Regions from separate parts of the Homo sapiens genome. Here region 2 is linked to region 1. Evidence: read pairs that join two places in POLR2A ChIA-PET (ENCODE). Cell type or tissue: MCF 10A. All regions are shown on one strand. Links, peaks and the distances in the headings refer to the core of each region. The heading gives the core; the rest is flanking DNA. Region 1 has its middle 230 kb from the start of LINC02227. Region 2 overlaps LINC01847 (long intergenic non-protein coding RNA 1847).

Region 1 (5,384 bases), core at 69-5,068:
ATTGTTCTATTTTGGCTCCTTTAGCTGTGCTGTCCGATTTTTTTTTTAAATAAGCTGACATTGGAAATAAAAGAAATGTAATAATTACCATGGGAAATATAGTTTAAAGATGGGAAAGGAGCTAAAATAGCAGTTGTAGAAAAGGGATTCAAAATCATTTGATGTTACCAACTGTACAATTAATGGGGCTCCAAGGAGAGGAAGGAGTGAGTGAGTTCCCAGAGCTATTAAGATTCCATCAGCCCCTCTCTTGCTTTTAGCAGTCCTGTTGTGTACCTTTGACAGTTGGCATGGATTCAAACGCAGAGGGTGCTTTGCTTGGAAATTCTCTCACCCACGCAAAGAAGGATGGGGACAAATTAATGTGATGCATAGAAATGGAAGCCACAACATACCACCAAGCAAGTATCCGTAACTAAATCATCCCTATAATTCCTCATATATGCTTAACCCCCTTGATCTCTTCTCTCCCCACCTCTTTTTCCCCTTCAGTTTCTTATTGTCATTTTTTTTTTCTTTTTTAAAGAAAAAACTTCATCTGATCTGGCAGAGAATGATAAACCTCCAAAGTAGGCATTTTTTGTTTTAATGACAAATGTTATCCTAGGGCAGCAAGGGAGGCCGGGATGTACACACAGAGTTATCTAGTTATAACTGTGACAATGGCTGGTAAGGGGAGAGCTTGGGAAAGCTCTTCCATCAAATGGCTGGGTGCGTTTTCTCTTCTGTGGAGAATCTGAGTCAGCATGAGGGATCTTCTCATTGCCCACTACAAAGGCTTGGGGGGATTAGTTAAGATTGTAGACCTTGCCCTTATCAGAGTGGTCAGAATACAGGTAACATTAGCCCCTTCTTTGTCTTCGTCCCAAAGAAGGCAATAGGAAACCCTTTGTGATTTCCGGGCTTGGATTGAGTTTAAGATGCTTCTCTGAATTGATGGTACACCTCAGGTGGAGCTACCTCATTCTCTAGGCAGTCTTGTGTCCAGGTGGAATTTGGGCAGTGAGGGGTGGGGGTGGGAAGGGAGATTTAAGGTTCTGGCTAAGGCTATTGGGAAGAAAAATGTTTGCTATTTGTTTTCGTTTAACTGGCCCATCATTCTCCTAAATAGCTTTAGAGAGAGAGCAAAAAAAGAATAGGGTTTGTTTGTCTAACTTTAAGATATTAAAATAGTGGGATAGAATGGGCCATTAAAAATGGTTCTAGAGAGCACCACAAATGCTAACATGGAAACACATGCATAATATATTGTGGAGGAAATAAAAACAGGTCATGAATTAATATGTATGATATCACTTTCTTTAAAAAAAAGTATGTGTGTATTTGGGGGTAAAAGTGTCTAGGAAAAAATAAATGTTAATAGAGGTTGCCTTGGAAGGAGGATTTGGACAGCTTTGCATTTTTTCTCTTTGCTTATCTATATTCCCCCTTTTTTCCTACAATGTTCAAGCTTTATTTCCATAAATTTCTATTTTAAATGAAAAGTTTGAAAAGTAAGATACCAAGGAAGGGAAGAAAATAAAAATGGGGGTTCCAAAGTCAGATCTAGCTGAGGCCCTAGCTGTGGGAATGTAATAATTTAACATGCATGACCATGCTTTGTAAAAACACACACCTCCTGTGGATATGGAGTTGTGTTTACTAGTATTTACCTCCTTCCGTTTTGGGAGAGCTGAGCCTTTCCTTAAGAATTTTCTGTGGCTGACAGGGTGGTGGCTGTGTGCTCCCCACAGGAACACCCGCCATCCTCCATAGTCCCCACAGAGCCCCACCAGCTTCCAGCTGGCCTCATTGTGGTGGTGGCAGTGGTATGTATGCATGTATGAAGGAAAGGCACTCCTGGACATTAGTCAGAGGAAAATGAGACATATGTAGAAACAGCTCCTAGATAGAATTGTGGCAACAAAGGGGTTCAAACAGCTTGGAATTCAAACCCTAGCCTCCCGTATATATGTATGTATGAGACAAGCCACATGCCTGGCCTAATCGCAGCTTCCTCATTCAGGAAAGACAATAACCCTGATGGCTCACTTGCTGGGCTATCATGACATAGGAGAAAATGAGTGTGTAGCATTTGGCAGGCAGCCTGGCATGAACCAAGTGCCCAATGCATGTCAGCTGCTGCTCATCCACCCAACAGTCCTTGCAGATGACATTCAGTGCTGATCAGCAGTTACTGTTACTGTTACAAACTATCTGGTAATGGGAAAAATCGTTATTGCATGACCCATTAATAACTGGATGGTAGGAGGAAGTAGCACCCAATGTACTACATTCTTTTGATACCAACTATCTCATCTTGGTGTTTGCAATGCAACAGGCTTGGTCCTCCAAATGGTTTCAGGGCTTTATTATATTCTGCCCAAGAGGATTTTCTTTGCCTAACTCAAGAAACAGGGCAAAAGATCAGAGAGAGAACGGCTATTGCAATGGTGAATAAATAAGGCTGTAATCTGACCACTCTTCCCACGCAGTGCTGCAAGCCTTGTGACTCATTTTTACAGCTTTGCCCTGACTGCTAGATCAGGGGCCCTGTCATTTCTTGGACATTCACTGGGTATAGTGCAACAGCATGGAGGATGACAAGCAGGTCCCCTCTGATGCCTGCAGATCTGTTTGAATCCTGGATTCTCTATCCCTTAGTGATCTCCTGTGCAAGCACCTTACCTGTCTCACTCAACTGTTTTAAGAATGGGAAATGATGTATTTAAAGAGTCTAGCATAATATCTACATAGAATAGGCACTTAATATATTTTTATTATTACTCCTCTTACTACCAAACTGAATTCAAAACAAAAGGGATGATAATCCATTTCTATCCTGTGAGGGACAAACAGCCCCTAGTGTTAGGCTCTGTTCTGAACACCATGATAACAAGGATCTAATACACTGGAGGTGTGTCTGGAAAAGATCAAGGAGATGAGAACAGTCAGTGCTGGGTGATGTCATGCTTGGCTGACACAAGGATGCTTAGTTGGACATTGACAAGAGAAGATACCTTTTTGCAAAGAATAGTAATAAAAGTAACAACAACAATTAATATTAATTACTGGTCGTTATATGCCCAACCTTGTTCTAATTTCATTGCACGCGATAAATTTGTTAATCCTCACAACAATTATTTAAGGTATATTGTCCCCATTTTAGAGATGAGAAACTGGGTCATAGGAAGGTTAACTAACTGATATATTTGGGAAATGGGATTTGAAGCTGGGGCATCCAGCTTCTGTGTCCGTGCTCTGCCCCACTGTGTCATACCCACCTCCCTTATCTAACGAGGCTGCCCTGGGGAAGGGAAATTAAACATGCTCCATTACCGAAGGAGGGCAAAATAGGTTCTATAGAAGAAACTTCAAGGAGAGAGATCTCTATATAAGAAAGGTTATCAGCAGTGATTCAAAGATTGGCTACCATTGGAGTTAGCAAGTCTTCTTTACTAGAAGTGTTTAAGTAGTTGTTGGCCATCTGGGCTGGAAAAGTTTTGAGAGGATTCTAGCATCTGGAAAATGGTTACAGTAAAGAAACTCTAAGTCTCCTTGCAACTTTAAGATTCTCCTGTGCCTAGCCTAACTGGCATTTTAAATAAGAATTTGAATGAATAACTGAATTCAATGAATCCATGAACATATCAGATCAGAGATTCACCTGATATGTGCAGAGCAATGATGACCTTTTCTTCCAGAAGCCTACAATGCTTAGTGACTTTAGATATGTCCATCAACAGAAAAGGTTATCCTTATATTGTAATTTTATATTTGACTATTTTCTTTGGTATAATTGGATGTAAAAATCTTTGCCCACAAGAGATAATGCCTACCTACTATAAAGTAGAGCACATATTAGAAGCCCTAATGAATGATGATGTCCATAGAAATATGATTCAGTTCCAGGTGAATATCCTAGATGCTGCCAAGGTGTCCCAGGTCAGAGATCTATCCTGAACCAGTCATTCATTCATTTACCAAGCACTGATTTTATTTAACTTAACCCTTACTATGTGCCAACTCTTGCACCAAGAAGAATGAGGAAGACCCTATTATCAAGGGAGGGCATTTGCCACGCAATGTAATAGATAAACATGGGGTAGAGAAAGCATGGGTGATGCCTCAGGGACTAGATAAACTAAGCCTTGTGGGGCAGGGAAGTTTCGAGGAGAACTCCAAGCTGAAGAAACTGGATATTCAAGGACCTAGAGGCAGGTAGAGGGCCAGGCACACAAGAGGCCCTTGATAAATAGTTTATTCACTGAATACAATGGACCTGTGGGCTGCATCACATAGACCAGTGGTTCTCAAAATATGGTCCCCAGACCAACAGCTTCAGCATCATCTGGGACCTCGTTAGAAATGCAAATGCTCAGGCCCAACCCCAGATCTGACTTAGAAACTCTGGAGATGAGGCCCAGCACTCTGTATTTTAACAAGTCCTCCAAGGGATTCTGATGCATGTTCAAGTTCCTTGCCCCACCCCTAAACCAGGCACTCAAGTCGAATTAAGCCAAATAAATCTTCCCCCAAAATACACACACATACACATACACCCCAAATGACATGCTTAGTTCATAGTGGTAGAGTATTATTTCTTAGAAAAGGGAAAGCTCTTCTGCAGGTAGATTATGCACAGCATTCTCCCAGTTTCAGAAAGGCAGATGGTCCAAGGGGTTAGAATCTAGAACAATAACACATAAGAGGCTGGTAACCTGCTAGCTCTGGCAGGCAGCCCATACACCCTCTCTGTTGATGGGAACAACATCAAGAATTCCCTTTTGTTCTCATAGGAGTGAATGGAAATCTGCCACTGATTTCCCTGGGACATTCCAAAGTGGGGATGCAGGTCTGCTTAATGGGTCTCCAAGGACAGCCCTGAGAATGGGGCTGTGTGTCTCTAAACAAACCAAGGAAATAGAAAGTGAAAACAAACATGGACATTTATTTTCCTAACTTGCCAATTGCAAACAGAATTTTGTTTAATAAACCATGAAATGATTCACAGAGGTCTGTGTATTATTCTGAAGTACAGCTGGCTAATGTAAAAGAATCTTTTTTTCTTAGTCTTTCAGGCCATATATACAATTCCCAGGCATGCCAATTTGTATTTATTTATTGGTAAGGCCTGAATCTGCTTTCTGAGTAGGTGATTGGGAATCTCATTGTCGATTGGGCATTGTAAACAAGAACCTGCAGCGGGGAATGAGCCTATATAAATCTCAGACACATCCTCTCAGCTCCACAGCCCCCACTCCAGCCCAGGTCTTCATCCCCACCAATAGGTAACTTCAATCATCTCCAAAATAGTCTTCCCAGATAATGCCACTACTTCTTTCCAGTTTTACTTCTATGTTCAGCCAGAGTGAATTTTTTAATGCATATCTGATTATGTCAAC
Region 2 (5,384 bases), core at 254-5,253, 1.2 Mb after region 1:
TGTTGAATAAAGTATTGTATGAATATATAAATGAATCTCCCTTCTGAGGGAAAGTTGGGGCTTCTTAATTTATTATATTTTATTTATATGAGATGGCATTTCACTGTGTTGTCCAGGCTGGTTTCAAACACCTAGGCTCAAAGGATTCTCCACCTCAGCCTCCCAGGTAACTGGGATTACAGGTGCACACCACTGTGCCTAGCAGGACTTTTCTTTTTAATCCACTTGTCAGTCATCATAGATCTTTCAAACGGTACACACATAAGCATGTTGGATAAGCTGTGTTCTTTATAGAAAGTTGAGATTGCTAGATGCAGTTCAGGGTTCAGAATAAGAAGGGGTGATAAAAAGTGAGCAGCATTTGGTTGCAATTGAGAAGACTGTTGCAGTAACACCTCCTTGGAGCATTCTCAGATCCTTGTCCACGGCCCAAGGCAAAAAGAAGTTCAAGAGCTTGCCTAGTGGTGGGCTGAAATTACTTCCAATTCCAAAATTCTGTAATTCATCACATCAATTGACCTAAAATCAGGATATCCCTGCTGCTGGCTATAATCGTATCTATACCCTCAAAACACTCAACCTGATAAGGTGATTTATGAAATCTTGTTTTTTCTGTCCAAAACAGCCACAGTGATTTCCACCTAAGAGAGAAGCCTCTGGACATTAGAATGTCTCTGGCGCAGCCTGAGCTTGTCTCTCTCGGCTTTATCTACTTATCCTTAGCACTTAAACATTGCAAACCCAGCAATAGGTTTCATCTTTGTTTGTTTGGATTTTGCTATTTACTAACCACTCCTTTTTCCCCCAATAAAACATGCTGACTGCAAACACAATTTTTTTTCAAACAGCACAGACACTAACAATGAAGAAAATTAAAATAGCTTTTAGCTTTTTTATGAGCACCCTTCCTTTCACTTCCCTGACTCCATCACCCAACGTTTGAACCTCATCCTGGTGCTCTCAGCGCTGAGCACCACCTTTCTCTTTTTTTTTTTTTTTGAGATGGAGTCTCGCTCTGTCATTCAGGCTGGAGTGCAGTGGCGCAATCTCAGCTCACTGCAACCTCCGCCTCCTGGGTTCAAGCGATTCTCCTGCCTCGGCCTCCACAGTAGCTGGAATTATAAGCGCCCACCACCTGGCTAATTTTTGTATATTTAGTGGAGATGGGGTTTCACCGTGTTGGCCAGACTGGTCTCGAACTCCTGACCTTAGGTGATCCACCTGCCTCGGCCTCCCAAAATGCTAGGATTACAGGCGTTAGCCACCACGCCCAGCTGCACCACCTTTCTTTAAGTACACTGGGTGAAGCCCTTTACACTGCCTCCTTTCATTCTCACAACATCCCACAATGTGGTGATTACTGGTTCCATTTTACAGATTGGAAACTGAGTCTCAGAGAGGTTGCAACCTGCCCAAAAGCACACAGCCAGTAAAGTGACAGAAATGGGTTTCAAATCCAGTTTTCATTTCCAAAGGTCAAGTCTAAAAATAAAAATAGCTACTAAGTTTTTATACCTTTACTATGTGCCAGGCACTATGCTAAGTGCCTTATGTACATTATCTCAAATATTTACAGCAAATCAATAAAGTGGGCTTTATTCTACAATTGAGAAACCGAAGGCAAAGAAGGGTTAAGTGACTTGCCCAGCATTATACAGCTAGAAAAATGCAGCCAAGAAGCAAATTCAGAATTTCTAACTCCTAAGTCTGTGCTTTTAACCTGGAAACTATGTGATTCCCTCCACTCTGTAGGCTGAGACAGATTTATGCATAAATGGAGTCATATTCTATACTCTATTCTGTAATTTGTTTATTTTTCTCGTCAGTAAAGGTGGCGAGTTTTCTTTTTTTCTTTTTTTTTTTTTTTTTTTTGACAGAGTCTCACTCTGTTGCCCAGACGGGGCTCTCACTCTTTTGCCCAGATCTCGGCTCACTGCAGTCTCCCCGATTCTCCTGCCTCAGCCTCCCGAGTAGCTGGGATTACAGGCACATGCCACCACACCTGGCTATTTTTTTGTATTTTTAGTAGAGACAAAGTTTCACCATGTTGGCCAGGCTGGTCTTGAACTCCTAACTTCAAGTGATCCACCCTCCTTGGCCTTCTAAGTAGCTGGGATTACAGGCATGAGCCACCGCACCTGGCCTGGTGGGTTTTCCATTCTTATCTGTAAACTTGAAATAATGTGACCCAATCCTGCTCCCTTAAACCAACAATTGGTGCTTCCTCTATCTGGAGGTCCCTCTATCTGATCACAGCCCCACACCCTGGCCACTGATGTCAGCCATCTTGCCCTCTGTGACTCCTTGACTCCTTACTTTTCACTCACCTTCAGTTTGCCGTCTCACACCAACCCCTCAAACCTGGAACTTCATACAGGCCACTGACCCAGACCTCGGGTTTCAGACGAACCCTCATTACCCTGATTTGGCCACTTCTGACCAAGACTCTGGAAAGACACATCAACCCTTGCAGCCAGCAACCCAGTACTCTAGCCCTCAACACAGCCCTTGCCTCGCAAGCAATTGTCCTCCTCCCCTACATGGATTTGCTCTGACTTCATAAACAAGTCAATGACAGAAAGTCCATCAGATAAGCTCTAAAATTCCTATAGTTAAAAAATAATATCTAATGCTGTCACTTCACTTAAGTAAGGAGATGAAAGTTTATTAATAAATATGCACAGATGACACCACTCTGAGGTTGAATTATGTCCATTACTCTGCTTAATCTAGCTGCGTGACTTTGGGCAAGTTACCTCACCTCTCTGGTTATCAGCTTCTTTATCTGTCAAATAACGGGTAGAACTAGGGAATCCCAGGCCCCTGCAAACTCTGAAATCCTATTATTCTATGATTAAAAGAAATGACAAGCCTGGTAGCTATTACTCCTATCAATGTTTTTGTCCAATCATTAACCAAACTAATGAGGTTGTTTCTGTAATCCAACTGCAACGTTCACTTTCAGAGAAAAGGGGAGGATTCGGGAAAACTGGACATTCCTGGACATTGCTGGGAGCCAGACACTGAGTTGATCATAGTGTGCTGTCAACAGTGAAAGAAAATCTGAGGGATCCTCACAGAAACGGGGCGCACTTTGGAATGAAGGAGCACTTTTGGTGAGTCGAAAACTATTAGCTGACTGCAGTCAAGATGAAATCCACTTTGGAAATGTTTGGGTGTTTTTTTAAGTTTGGCTCAATCACTTGTTTTTCACTGTTCCTTATGTAATCTTGTGGGATGTGGCGTCAGAAAGTCATAAATCATTCATGGTGCTTTGGGGAAAAAAAAAACAACACTGTGCAAAGCAGATGCAACTTAAAATGAAATGAGAGAAGTTTTTGGGTGAAACCGAAAAGAAAAGCGTAACTCGCATGGTTTGTAGCCAACGCTGATCACTAATTCTCGCAATCTCTATATGGCTTGGTCATTTGTTTCCAGTTTCTTGTGCTTCACTGTAAATGGAGAGTGAGTGAAAGATATAGCCTATCACAACTGCATTGCATTTTTCCAACAGTCTTAGAAAAGATGCTGTAGTAGCGGCATTTTTGGAAATGATTCAAACTGGCAGATTTTTATTTCCTGCTTGAAGAAATCCAGAAAGCCCCATTTTGTTCAAAAAATCCCTTTTACGACATGCTTGTCACTGCTGTTCATAATACCTATGGATCAATTAAACTCTCTTTGTAAAATATATGCTTCCTCAAAACCTACATACAAAAACACAAGTAGCCCCTGGCAGACGTAACCCATAAAGCTAACTCTAAAACATCAACACCTTAATAAAAGTGGTTTAGCTGAATTATTTCTGATGTGGCAGCTAGCTACAATGAGGTTTCTAATAAACAGATAAATTATGTTTTTTAAATACTCTTTCATATTCATTAACTCATTTCAGCTTTACATAAGTAGCAAGGAGAGTTGGGTGTTCATTCCTTAATTCATTCCTAAAACAAACTTTATTGACTGCCAAGCACTATGTAAGAGTTCTAAAGATACGGACAAGATAATGATGCCCAGCCTGGGCAGCATAGTGAAACCTCATATCTACAAATATATATATTTTTCATTAGCCACCCATGGTGGTTTATGCCTGTAGTCCCAGCTAATCAGGAGGCTGTGGCAAGAGAATCACTTTAGCCCGGGAGGTCAACGCTGCAGTGAGCAATGATCATGCCACTGCACTTCAGCCTGGGCAACATAGTGAGAAAAAAAAAAAAAAAAAAGATGCACCGGGCACAGTGGCTCACACCTGTAATGAGGCCAAGGCTAGTGGATCACCTGATGTCAGGAGTTTGAGACGAGCCTGGCCAAAATAGTGAAACCCCGTCTCCACTAAAAATACAAAAATTAGCCAGGCATGATAGCACATGCCTGTAATCCTAGCTACTCTGGAGGCTGAGGCAGGAGAATCACTGGAACCCGGGAGGCGGAGGTTGGGGTGAGCTGAGATCGCGCCACTGCATTACAGCCTGGGCAACAGAGTGAGACTCCATCTCAAAAAAGGAAAAAAAAAAAAAAGATAGTAATGGTACTTGCCCTTGTGCCACTCACAGTGTAGTGGGGGACAAACACATAAAAACCATTATGTGCTTTTATGGGAGAATGTCTCCCAAAAGTTAAGTGTTTTTTCCCACGTCAAACAGCTAGAAACTTCTGGGGCAAGAATTTTCTGCAAAGTCTAAGGTCTCCAAAGTCTAAGTTCAGAACACTCTTAACAGCACTCTACAGCATTTTATAAATGAACAAATTTTGATGAAAAAAATGAGGAAAAGAAAGCTCACAAACTGCGGTTCTGATATTGGAGGGATAAGCCGGGTTAGTTATCTCAGGAACCAGTGAGCAGCCAGCAGAACTGAGAGAGATTTCTCAGCAGAACAAAACAGGGAAGTATTCCCATAGATCTACTTCATAATTTCTCCCCAGCAGCCTTGAAGCGATGTCCAACCTGGCACAGAGTCTGGCATTAGATTGGTGCTCAAGAAACATCTACTTACTCTCTGTTCAACTGAATTTAAATTAGTTATATGACCTCTTTTGGGTACGTTACCAAATGTCAAACAGTTGCCCACTGGTCCCCTCAAAATCCTTGAAATCTCAATGATGTTGCCTTGAACCCTGAATTCTACAGCATGGGAAAGCCTTAAGCCATCCTCAAGACATTTGCATTTTTCTGGTGTTGAGAATCTTTTTGTTGGCTCACTAATTCCATTCTACCCCGTGTCCCAAGGCATAGTGCTTTCTCTATCTTCCATGAGAAATCTATTTGTGTCTGCCCTTTGCTAAGCTTTCAAGAATTCACTGAAGATCATGCAGTTCTGGGGAGTGATTATATCATGTACAATGCAGTACAACTGATTCACCATCTTGCTGGTTCTACCACCCTC

The links. ChIA-PET counts read pairs that join two places held together with the same protein. Peaks named below come from ENCODE experiments on the same cell type or tissue, not always from the same donor. Only the 100,000 strongest peaks of a DNase experiment are listed, where the experiment ranks them.
Region 2: POLR2A ChIA-PET joins it to region 1 with 5 read pairs; 1 of 35 experiments calls an interaction of 5 or more read pairs at or near these places.

What each region holds. Positions count from the first base shown.
Region 1 is chr5:158,638,302-158,643,685 of GRCh38, forward strand. No RefSeq gene overlaps it. Among named protein-coding and RNA genes, the nearest start is that of LINC02227, 230 kb to the left of the region's middle. RefSeq lists an enhancer at 1,779-2,302. In MCF 10A, for the core only: no CTCF peak of the experiment used is centred there; a DNase peak (open chromatin) is centred at 2,480.
Region 2 is chr5:159,862,091-159,867,474 of GRCh38, forward strand. LINC01847 (long intergenic non-protein coding RNA 1847) reads right to left here. Exons shown (of 3, transcript NR_109891.1): 2 at 4,782-4,945. It also overlaps a transcript of ADRA1B not described here. Among named protein-coding and RNA genes, the nearest start is that of LINC01847, 6.6 kb to the right of the region's middle. In MCF 10A, for the core only: no CTCF peak of the experiment used is centred there; a DNase peak (open chromatin) is centred at 3,251.